Linked DNA regions of Homo sapiens: region 2 is linked to region 1. The links are chromatin contacts, found by Hi-C in ENCODE. All regions are on one chromosome and are shown on one strand. The core of a region is the stretch at or near the end of the contact, and the rest is flanking DNA. Distances in the headings are between cores, read along the strand shown.

Evidence for each region. Hi-C counts contacts between places; a loop is a spot of excess contacts on that map. Pooled maps may share reads with other maps.
Region 2: a loop to region 1 is called in a map with no recorded cell type, with 12 times the contacts of the local background. The contact joins the promoter of DEK here to the enhancer-like site in region 1. A Hi-C loop is called at or near these places in 2 of 37 single-sample maps with no recorded cell type and 2 of 50 pooled maps.

Annotation. Positions count from the first base shown.
Region 1 is chr6:14,091,788-14,097,069 of GRCh38, forward strand. No RefSeq gene overlaps it. Among named protein-coding and RNA genes, the nearest start is that of CD83, 23 kb to the right of the region's middle. RefSeq lists enhancers at 2,548-2,677, 3,571-3,700 and a cis regulatory region at 3,549-4,049. Within about 2 kb of position 2,509, at least 8 of the 41 ENCODE cell types and tissues checked have a DNase peak (open chromatin) inside an H3K27ac peak, as active enhancers do.
Region 2 is chr6:18,261,856-18,267,137 of GRCh38, forward strand. DEK (DEK proto-oncogene) reads right to left here and starts at 2,675. Exons shown (of 11, transcript NM_003472.4): 1 at 2,530-2,675; 2 at 1,988-2,141. The coding sequence starts at 2,132. LOC124901270 (a long non-coding RNA gene) reads left to right here and starts at 2,677. Exons shown (of 2, transcript XR_007059486.1): 1 at 2,677-3,222; 2 at 3,875-5,282. RefSeq lists an enhancer at 1,799-2,350 and silencers at 2,236-2,295, 2,356-2,715, 2,756-3,035.

The DNA.
Region 1 (5,282 bases), core at 1,259-3,758:
ATGGGAATATTGACTGGGGAGAAAAAGGGGAGATGCAAATCTGCACACGTGACATCATCCTATTTATGTTAAAATATATACATAGAGACTTACTAGCATAAAATATGCCAAGATATTCATGGTGGTTATCTCTGGGCTGTGAGATGATGGACAAATCTGAATTTCTTCCTTATATCACCCAGTTTGATTGCTCTTTTCACTAAATTTGTTCCCAAATGACTTTTTCTGTTTCCAAAATCGTATTCATTCCCAAAGGACAAAGAGTTGCTGCCTTTAATAATATATTTTTTTAAATGGCTTTGAAGGAAATCATAAAAAGATTTTCAGCACAGTTTTGACCACTGGCAATTCTTTGGAATAAATGAATAAGGTGGCTGATTTGAAGGAACAAGATTCACTTTGACGTATAATTTCTGGAATATTGCAAAATCAGTTGTGGTGCTTTGATAGCTATGCCCATACTTGGAAGGAAAGCAGGCTTATCCCATTGTTCTTTTGGTGTTTTTTTGAACTCCAGATCAATATAACATGCGATTGTAGTAATCTGACCAGTCATCTGGAAAGTTCCAGTATATGAAAAGTAGATTTGTATTTAAAAAAAAAAAAACACCCTTTCATTGAATGCTTTAATATAAAACAAACCTTCCTGACTTGTTTTATAAAAAGAGGAACTATACTACATTTGAAACTAAACTGTGGGAAAAAAAATGTGGTTCTGAAGAATATTCTCTGGTCTTAAATAGAGAATATGAAAATCAAATATGATCAGCTGTCATACACAAAAGTGTATTTTATTAATAAAAATGAAACAGAGCACTGTAAAATAGGAAGTAAACATTAGCTTTACACAAGGTTTTGCTTCATAGTCCTTTTAAACTTAATCTTCGCCAAAGGCTGAGAAGCGATTCACAGGCCTTTTAAATAGGTGGCTTCACTATCTCTCACTTATTTCTATTGATGTATTTTGGCTGGGAAAGAGAAATGCTTATATTCAATATCTATGGAATTGAGAATTTGAATATTATCTTTATCAAAAAAGATAAGGCATATGACATTGAGTATTAATAGATCAGAAATATTTATTTGATTGACAACTCAGTTACTTTTGCTTCTCCAATGGACACTCCATAAATATTCGAATGCGTCTTATGTCTACTGTGTGCATAGCCTTATGCTAATTCCATGAATGCAATGGTGATGTGTTTCCAGCTAACATCTGGAAGCCTTATTCTGCCAAAGATGAGAGATCACGGTACAGAATGTTCCTAATAAGAGTATTTTATTATCCATCCTGTACTCGCATGGTCCCTGTTCTCAATGACTTTATAGTCTTGTTGATAAGGTTTCAAACATGCAAGTATTGAGTAATATGTCAGACTGACTTCTAGAAAACGTTTTATTGACTATGATCAGGGGCCCAAATATAGGACACCAAAAAGAAGGATTTAGGGTGGACAAGTTGTAGAGAAGCTAAAGGAACCAAGGAAGGTGTCACAAAAGAGGTGGTTTGAGGAGTGTGTGATGCAAGGATAGGGTAATAATTCATCTCTAGTCTAAATCAGACCTTATTTTGGCAATTTTATTAGTCATCAACTACCGCAATAATGTATAACAAATAATGCCCCAAGTCTCACTGGCTGACGCCACAAACATTCATTTTTTTATTCACAGGTCTGTGGATTGGCAGGGACTCAGCTGATCTTGGCTGGGCTCCACTGGGCATGGCTCCAGGCTCCAGGTCTACTTTGGGCCTGCTTTATATATTTTGTTCTGGAACTGGCACCACCTGGGGCATAGTCTTCTTACGGTGATGGCGGAAATACAACAGGCCAAGTCAAATCATGCAAGCACATTTAAAGCCTCTTTTACATCATTTCCACTAGCGTCTGTTATTCAAGGCAAAGCCTGTGGCTGAGCCAAGCTTCCATGGGGTGAGGAAAAACACTGCACTCATTCTAGTGAGAGCCACTGCAAAGTCACATGGCAAAGGTCACGGGTGTAGAATTCTGTAACAGAGAGAGAGTGAAGAATGGGAAACAAAAATTCAATGTACCCCAGTCACATTTTTGAAAAAAATAGTGGAAAAATTGCAAACAGTATAGATTAAAAAAACAACAACAACAAAACCTGCACAGTACAGGAACCAAGTGAAGAATGTAGGTGGAGATAATTGTGTTTAGCTGGCCTGAAATGAAAAGACTAATAGTCACTTCCACCACTATCTTTGAGTTTGCAAGTTTGTGAGGGGCCTAATGCTGACTAGTGGACCCTCCTGGCTGAAAAAAAAAAGACAGTAGACTGGAGTTAAATGAGAACTCAAGTTGCGAGAAAAATCTTCCCTCTTTGGGAGATAAAGCCCTGGCAGCAAGAACTGAAGGAGGTAGAGTACTATTTCTGCATCTTCAGGGAGAGCTGCAAGGAGAGGGAGCTGTGTCTTGTCTCACTGAGGTGCCTGGACAAGATGAACATTTCAGGTCTTTTTCAGTTCTAGGTTTCTATGATGTCAGTGCTACTTCCCTTTCCAAAACCCCACAGTGGCCAGGCATCACAGTGCCACAAGTGAAAAGACCCATGACTGCCTTTATAAGTAAGTTCTTCTTTTGGTTTCTCTGGCAGGAGGCAGATGGAGGAGGAGAGAAAGGCCAGAGGTCTGTTTTGGGGTTGTTGTCTCTGGTTGTCTAAGTCATGCCAAGACACCACCCCTTGGAGCCTGGTTCCTGACATCCGGCAGCATGGCATACTTGAAGGGCATGATGTGGGGATAACAACAGAGCCCTGGCTGAGTCCGGTGGCTCACGCCTGTAATCCCAGCACTTTGGGAGGCCGAGGCAGGCGGATCACCTGAGGTCAGGAGTTTGAGACCAGCCTGGTCCACGTGACAAAACCCTGTCTCTACTGAAAATACAAAAAAAGTTTGCCGGGCATGGTGGCACACACACACACACGCACGCACACACACACACACATGCCCCCATAAGCATCCCAGTATTTGGAAGCAATCAGTTGATTTTTTTTCTTTTTAGAATTCAGTTTGGTGTTATAGGGACACTGCTAGCCTCAGGCAGTGCCGCAAGAGCAGATCAAGGCTCTGATTAAAAAATTCCTCAGTTGCTCCCAGCTGGAGATGTCTGCTTACAAAGCCCTTACAAAGAAATGTTTTTCAATAGGCAACATTCTCTGGTCTGGCCCCACCAAGGAAGTACAGCAGGAAATCTCACAGGCATCCCGATTGCCATTGCCCTCCTGCTCCCAGACACACACTTGGCCCCAACTGGCCTCTGACATGCTCCATGGGGAGCAAAATGGACTTGCTCCATTTTATCCATTGCTCTGGGCTCCACGGTGTTAAGCATGATGGCTTGGAAACTCTATATACCCAGTAAATGAATGCTTGTTGAATAACTTAATGAACACACCCCATGTCAGCCTATCTCCTCAATGCACATCCGCCAGCCACCTCAGCTCAGGCACCTCGCTGATTTTCAAAACATGGGCTAAAAGCTACCATAGGGCATCTAATTATACCTTCTGGTGTAGAAGGTGTTCTCTCATAGGAGGCCTTAGCCAAGTTTGAGAACAAGGACTTTGTATGGAATGAGCTGCATAATGGACAGCACTGGCTGGACCAGCCATTGGGGGTGTCTCTGGCTGAAATTTAACAAAGTTTCCATAGACCTTTTACCAGATTTACTGAGAATGTTGATTTCCTCTATTAAAGCTTAAACGTCAATTCAGGGGAATTTCCCCATAAATGTTGTGAGACTAAACGTGGCTTCTTGTGGGTTCCACATGGGAGCTCACCAGGATGTTGCCCAGCCTTTGTAAAGGTCTGCCTGGTTTCCTGTACCTAGTGGTCAACGTCAGCAGCTGTACCTGTGCCCAGCATTGGGAGGCTCGTCCTCGGCCCTCACCCGGCCATAGGCAGTCAACATCACTAGTTCTCCCCTGCTTAGCACCCAGTGGCTGCCTTTTTGGCCTCTAAACTTGCTTCCCTGTGTTCTTGATCCCTGAAGCTCACCACTGGTCCACCTGCCAATTACTCACTTTAATCTTATCAGAGTAGATACCCAGGTTTTACATTTCACCCAACAGAACTTGAGTCCTAATTCTCATTTCCTTCCTTTCATCCATGAGCTTTACATGGGAATTTGCATTTACAGTTATGCCTGTGAATTCAGAGGCCTCCCCTGGACCAGGCGGTCATGTGCTGAGTGAGGCGGGTGACCAGCTTGGAAGCCAGGGCGGGAAGTTCGCATGGCCCTCTGGGTGAATCCTTTGCTTCCCTGCTTTGGAAGACAGCTGGCTGCAGAGCAAGAGTTCTCTTGTGTGAGGCCCATGGCAGTGTCGGACCCTAAATGGCCATTGGAACACACCCCCAGGTTTCTAGCTGCACTGGGTAGGGGTGGGTGAAGGAGAACTGAGGGCGCGTCAGCCTCTCCTGCCTGGACAAAAAGGCATGTAGGTCACAGTTCTCCCCAGGTGTTCTCAAGTCTTGCTTGTTTGTTGTCAAGAGAAGGCAGAATTCTGCCTTGAAAAAAACCTCTGTGATGGCCATTTAAACAGCCTGTGGATTGTTTCCAGGCCTGAGCACTGCTGGAGGAGGATGCTGGCTTACAGAGGCCTCTCCAAAGCATCAGTCTTTGGACTCCCAGGAGCACTATTATTAGCCTCCCTTCACATTCAGAAGGCGCCCACCCACAAGAGTGGGTGGATATCAGGGTCTGGGCCCACATCTTCTGACTCCAAGTCTGTGTATCTTGCTACCATGCAGCTGATTTCCCAGTTGCTGAGTTTTCTCTGTGCACATCTTGATGGCTGATACCTGTAATAACAGAAACTTCGTTCAACTCTCATAAACCCTGAGTCTGGAGGTCTGGGACATATTAGGCCATACGAGGGGGCTTAGCTTGCTTTCTGTCTCTTTCTCTTCCACCTGGAACATAAGTTGTCCCCTAGGTGAAGGCCGTCTGCCACACTGACTGTGTAATCTGAACTTGGAGCCAGAGGTTCTGAGTCTTAGCGCCGCCCTTGCTATTATCTTCCAGCATGATTTTTGGGCTTGTGCTTTCACTCTACTGAGACTCAGATTCCACACCAATAATAGAGAGATTTGAACTAATGTATCCATTGAGATGGTTTGAATGCATGTTACAGAAAACCTAACTCAAGCAGGCATAGGCAAGAACTTGAAATAATTAGTTCATGCAATTCATTAAAAAGGGCAGGGGCTTGATCCAGGGGCTTGAACAATATTTCAGGAACTGGTCTGTTCCCCTCTTAGC
Region 2 (5,282 bases), core at 1,425-3,924, 4.2 Mb after region 1:
AGGCACAACTGAATCTTGAAATGTGAGAAACATATGAGAGTTGGGGGACCGGGGGTGCAATGATATGCTTTGGATGTTTGCCCCCTCCAAATTTCGTGTTGAAAAGTGATTTGCAATGCTGGAGGTGAGGCCTGGTAAGGTGATTAAATCATGGGGGCAGATCCCTCATGAACGGCTTAGCATGGTAATCCGTGGTGGTGAGTGAGTTCTCTCAAGATTTGTTTAAAAGAGCATGGCACCTCCCTCTACAACTTGCTCCCACTCCCAAATGAAATGCCTGCTCCCCCTTTGTCTTCTGCCATGATTGGAAGTTTCCTGAGGCTTTCACCAGAAGCAAATACTGGCGCCATGCTTCTTGTACTGTCTGCAGAACCACGAATCAATAAAACCTATTTTCTTTATAAACTACCCTGCCTCAAGTGTTTCTTTATAGTAACGCAAAAAAAAAAAAAAGCCTAATACAGAAAGTATTTCACTGTCTGGCTTCCATGATGCCTCAGTTCTAAAGTTAAATATTCAGGGTTAAGTAAAATAAAAACTTTCACAATTCTACTTGTCCCACAAACACCTCAAATTAGTAAAAAGAATAATAAATCACAGCTACAATAAAACTATTAGGGGATAAAATTTCTACAACATCATGTTTTTAAAAATAATTTGTCTAGAACAAAACATGGGATTCTTTCAACTACCAACTCTTCCCCAAGCATTACTGTGTTGGCCACTTACAGTATATTTACATGACTTCTCTAATTTTTTCCTGACATGAAGAAAATTCACCATTTCTTTGGCATCTCAACCCTGCCCCCACCAGAAGACCAAAATACAAACAAAAAATTGGAGAAAAAGTGCAGAGCCTCTTTGGCTAGCAGCGAGATAGTGCAGCCAATTTTGTTGTTGTATTAAAAATAATTTTAAAATAACATGTTGTTAAGCAATAGTTTATGTGAAAACTTATATTTAAAAAGCCATGCTTTACTTAAATATGCCCTTCTTAGGGCACATACCACTTTAAACAAACAAAAGGCACACCTTGTAATCTTAACCCAGATTGTGACCACAGGCTGGTTGAGGCTTAAAAAAAATCCGGGTTTAGGAAGAGCGCTTCAACCTCTTCCCAAGTGTGGCTGAGTCGTAAACATATACGAAATAACCGCAGACTAAGCTAATATCAAAGAATGCTAAGAGATGCGACTCGGATTTTTAAATGTTTGGAAACATGTCAAGAAGCGGGTACACCTGAAACAGACACTGCATGCATCCTGGATAAACTGCCGCAGCACACTCCTCTATTCAGTCAAGTTTCCGTTTCACACCTCCAGTCAAATCAGGGCTCATATCGCCCTCCCTTAAAACAGACACAGGTTCGAAACCGAGACAGTGCTGGGCTCACATTTAACTTTCTTTCAGAGTTCACTTTCTTCATTTTTAACTACTTTCTCAAGTAGCAACAGCTTTCACCGCTGTTTGCCAGGGAGGGAAACTTTTTGGTAAATGTAAAAATATTCGAAAGTATTCAAATACTTCCGGGTCTAGCCTTATAACTTCAGTCTTAACGGGCTGCACCAAGACCTTACAATAACTTCAAAAGGCAAAAGATGTGTAATGAAAAGGACAAAATTAGAACATCCACTTAGCAACTTCAAAGGTGCACACACACAGGTAAAAAAAAAAATCAAATCCAAGACCTACAAACTTCCCGTCAAATGATGAAATGTTAACGAACGTTTAGAGCGGACGAGAAGTCGGCTGCACTCCAATACATCTCTACCACGCTAACAAATACTTTAAAAACCGGAATACACAAAGTCAATTCTACGCCATCGCTCAAAACAAAAGCAGATAAATTGTGCACACATTCTCGCTGAAAATCACTCCGACTTCACGCCTCTAAACACCAAAAGAGCAAGAAAACTGTTTCCTGGGTGAAAAATACAAAAAAACTTCGGTCTGAAAAATTCATCAGTTGGGATGCGACTCCCCCCACCTTTTTCCTCCTCCTCCTCCTCCTCGTCGTCCTCGTCCTCTTCCTCCTCGCTCTCCTCTCTGGGACCGGGCATTTCGGGTTCTTTCTCGGACGCGGGCTGGGTGGGGGTTCCCTCCCCCTCCGCAGCAGGGGCCGAGGCGGACATGCTGTGAACCTGCATGCGGGAAGAAAGCCGGACGTCTCGGTCCTCCTACTCCCGCAGGCAGGACCGGGCGGCCACCCTGAATGATGCTACCCTTCCCGCGGGACACCTGCCCTGAAAGTTGCCTCCTCCCATAGCCGGGACCGCAGCGCTCAGTCCCCAGGGGCGGCTTCCCTCCCGCTCCGCCGCCGCCGTCCAGGGATTCCCGAGGCGGGAAACCGCGCCCGCTGCCCCGCGTGCGCGCGCGCCCGCCCGGCCTGCGCTGTTCCCGGCCCGGCCCGAGCTGCCGGCCCTCCACGTCCCCTCCCCCGCCCCAGGCCGCCGTCCAAATGGCCGCGTCCCTCCCCCGTCGGCCGCGGCAGGGGCGACCGGGCCTCCGGCGTCCCGAAGCAGCCCTTACCGCGGATTTCGGCCGCCGCGGGCCTGGCACGCGAGGGCACGAGGAGGTTCTGGGAGGCGGCGGCGGCCGACGCCGAGGAGAAGGCGCGCGGGCCGCTGTCTGGCGTGACGCTCGCGCCGCGCGCTCGGCTCCCCAGAATCAACAAGATTTTCAAAATGGCGGTTCGGGAAGGAGAGCGGGAATGCGGCGACCAATCAGGGCCGCGAGCTGGGAGTTGGCGGGCGCGGGGCGGGGGAGGCGGGGCGGCCGGGTGCCTCCGCGGGAAGCTCGGGCGGGCGGGACCGCGAGGGGTCGCCTCGGCCGCGGGCGGAGGGATGCGCGCGCGGGGCTCTCCCCGGCTGCGCCTGGAGTGTGGTCGGCGCTCGGGCCCCGGAGTGCGGGCGGGCTGTGTCCCGCGGGGCGGGCGGGAGCGGGAGGCGAGGCGGCCTGGCAGCGCGGAACGGAAGGACGCTAGGGGGCCTGCGTGTTTATTGTTTCCACGGTCGCTTCCTGGAAAAGATGATGAGCAGTCCCGGGCCGCGGAGGGGCGCGGCGGGCGCGGTAAAGAAGTTTAGAGATCTCCGAAGTCGCTATCGACAGTGTTACTCTGAGGCGGAGGAGAATTAATCAGCGGTCTCATCAATGCTCCAGAAATCATGCTGGGTGATAGATAACTCCCAAATCTGTATTTCTGAGGACCGCATCGCTTGTAAGGTGCACCGAAAGGAAAAAGATCCTACCTGCCACGTTAAAGGTTCACATAGCCAGCCACATAGATTTACACCCCTGTAAATATAAGGGGAGAGGCTCCCTCCCACCCCATTCCTTCTCCTCTCCTCTCTCACACACACTCTCTGTTTTATAATAGAGGAAATATGTTATTTGGCCGGGTCCAGACCCTTCTCCCAGAGTTCTAGGTCATCTATGCAGATGCTTTTTACACATTCAACACTGCAGACACTCAAAGCAGTATCTTCCCTGCTCAATGCTGCCTTCTTTTGTATGTGATTTCCTTTATTTTCTCCCAACTCTTCAACCACTAGCTCACCTGAAGGATCCTTGTACTCAGTGGACTTAATAGAAATGTGATCAGTGAAATTTGCCTGGACTCTGGGTTGCAGGACAAAAATTAGACATTTCCTTTGAATCTTCCCTTTTCCTTTTGTTCCCCTTCCAAAACATACGCGAATAGTGTCATTTCTACCCTCAAACGGTATGCCATTTTCCACACTATTTATCCCACTCAAATCCTATCCACACTCCACAGCTCATCTCTCCTTCTTGCTGCCTGCAACGTGGTTGGGAGTGGGGGGTTGTGTTTCACCCCTATTTGTGTTACAGCTCTTTCAATCCTACCATTTGGCAGGTCCTGAGTTCTGGTCCTGTGTCCAGGAAGAGTGAGGCACGCAAACAACTGGAGGGTGAGCAAGGTGGACAGGAGCTTCACTGAGGGACAGAACAGCTCTCCTGAGACCTGAAGTGGGTTGCTCCTTTCTGCAGGGGGGTTGTCCCGACTAGCGTCCTGCCCTCAGTGGAGAGGAGACCCATAGTGGGCAGCTCCTTTCTGCAGGCAGGTGGTCCTGACGAGTTGAGGAGACCAAAGTGGGTAGCTCCTTCCTGCAGCTGGTAGGCCTGAGCGCTGGCTGAGTCTGGGGTTTTTATGGGCTCAGAAGGGAGGAAGTGTGTGCTGATTGGCCCATGGGTGGGCCCAGAAAAAGCACCACTAGTTTTCACTCTGGGCTGCAGACTCTACCTGGAACTGGCCACCAGGCCCCCCAGGCTTCAGGCCATCCCTGGCTTGAAGGTGGGCAGGGACCTACCCCTTTCCCCCCAGGAACGTGTCTGCCTCCCACCATCAACATGTCATCCATGGCGCCCAGGCTGTTTGTGCTGAGGGGTGCCTGCAGGCCCACGCGGAGCCACCCTCAGCCCCACCAGCCTCTTTCTCGCACTTGTTGGTGCCCAAAGTCCAGAGAGGGCCAAGGCGGCAGGTGGCTGGTGTGTCAGTGCTGCCCTGAACACGTGCACACCCAGCTGGGTTGCAGCAGCGCCCGTGCCTGGCCACAACTTTGCTCCGCCTTGGAGTGGGCCCTGGGAGTGGGTAGAGAGAGGGTAGAGGCCTGGGAACAGGCACATTCTTTTTTTTTTTTTTTTTTTTTTTGAGACAGGGTCTCACTCTGTCACCCAAGCTGGAGTGCAGTGGCGTGCTCTTGGCTCACTGCAACCTCAGGAGCAGGCACTTTCAGCCTGCAGGGGCAGGGGGTTTCCTGGGCCCCCAAGAGTGCAGGGATGGCTGGGTGCAGAGCTGCGGCTGGACGGCTGCAGCTGTGCCCAGGAACATGGGTCTCCCGCCTCGCTGACGTGGTAGGGGACGGGGCTCTTGCATGTTCCTGGCGCCCGCTGTCTCTGAGGAGTGGGCAGCTCTGGCCACGCCTTCCATACTGCAGCTGGCATCCCCTCAGCAGCTGCTCCAGACAGGCTGTCACTGCCATCAAGACAACGAGCAGGTGAATATATATTCTATGACAATTAGTGATAGCAGTAAAGCAAGTTAAAGAAGATAGGAAGTACCAGTAGGGTGGATGGGATTTTGTTTTATATATTCAACAATGAAGCAATGACTTATTAATAAGATGACATTTGAAGAGATCCTAAGAAAATGGGAGATCTGAAGACCCACTAGGTTATTCCAAAGAATGCTCTAAAGTTTTGGATGTGGGGCACGAGAGTCAGGTAGAAATCAGTGATGACCTTGGGGTTTTTGGTTCAACAAC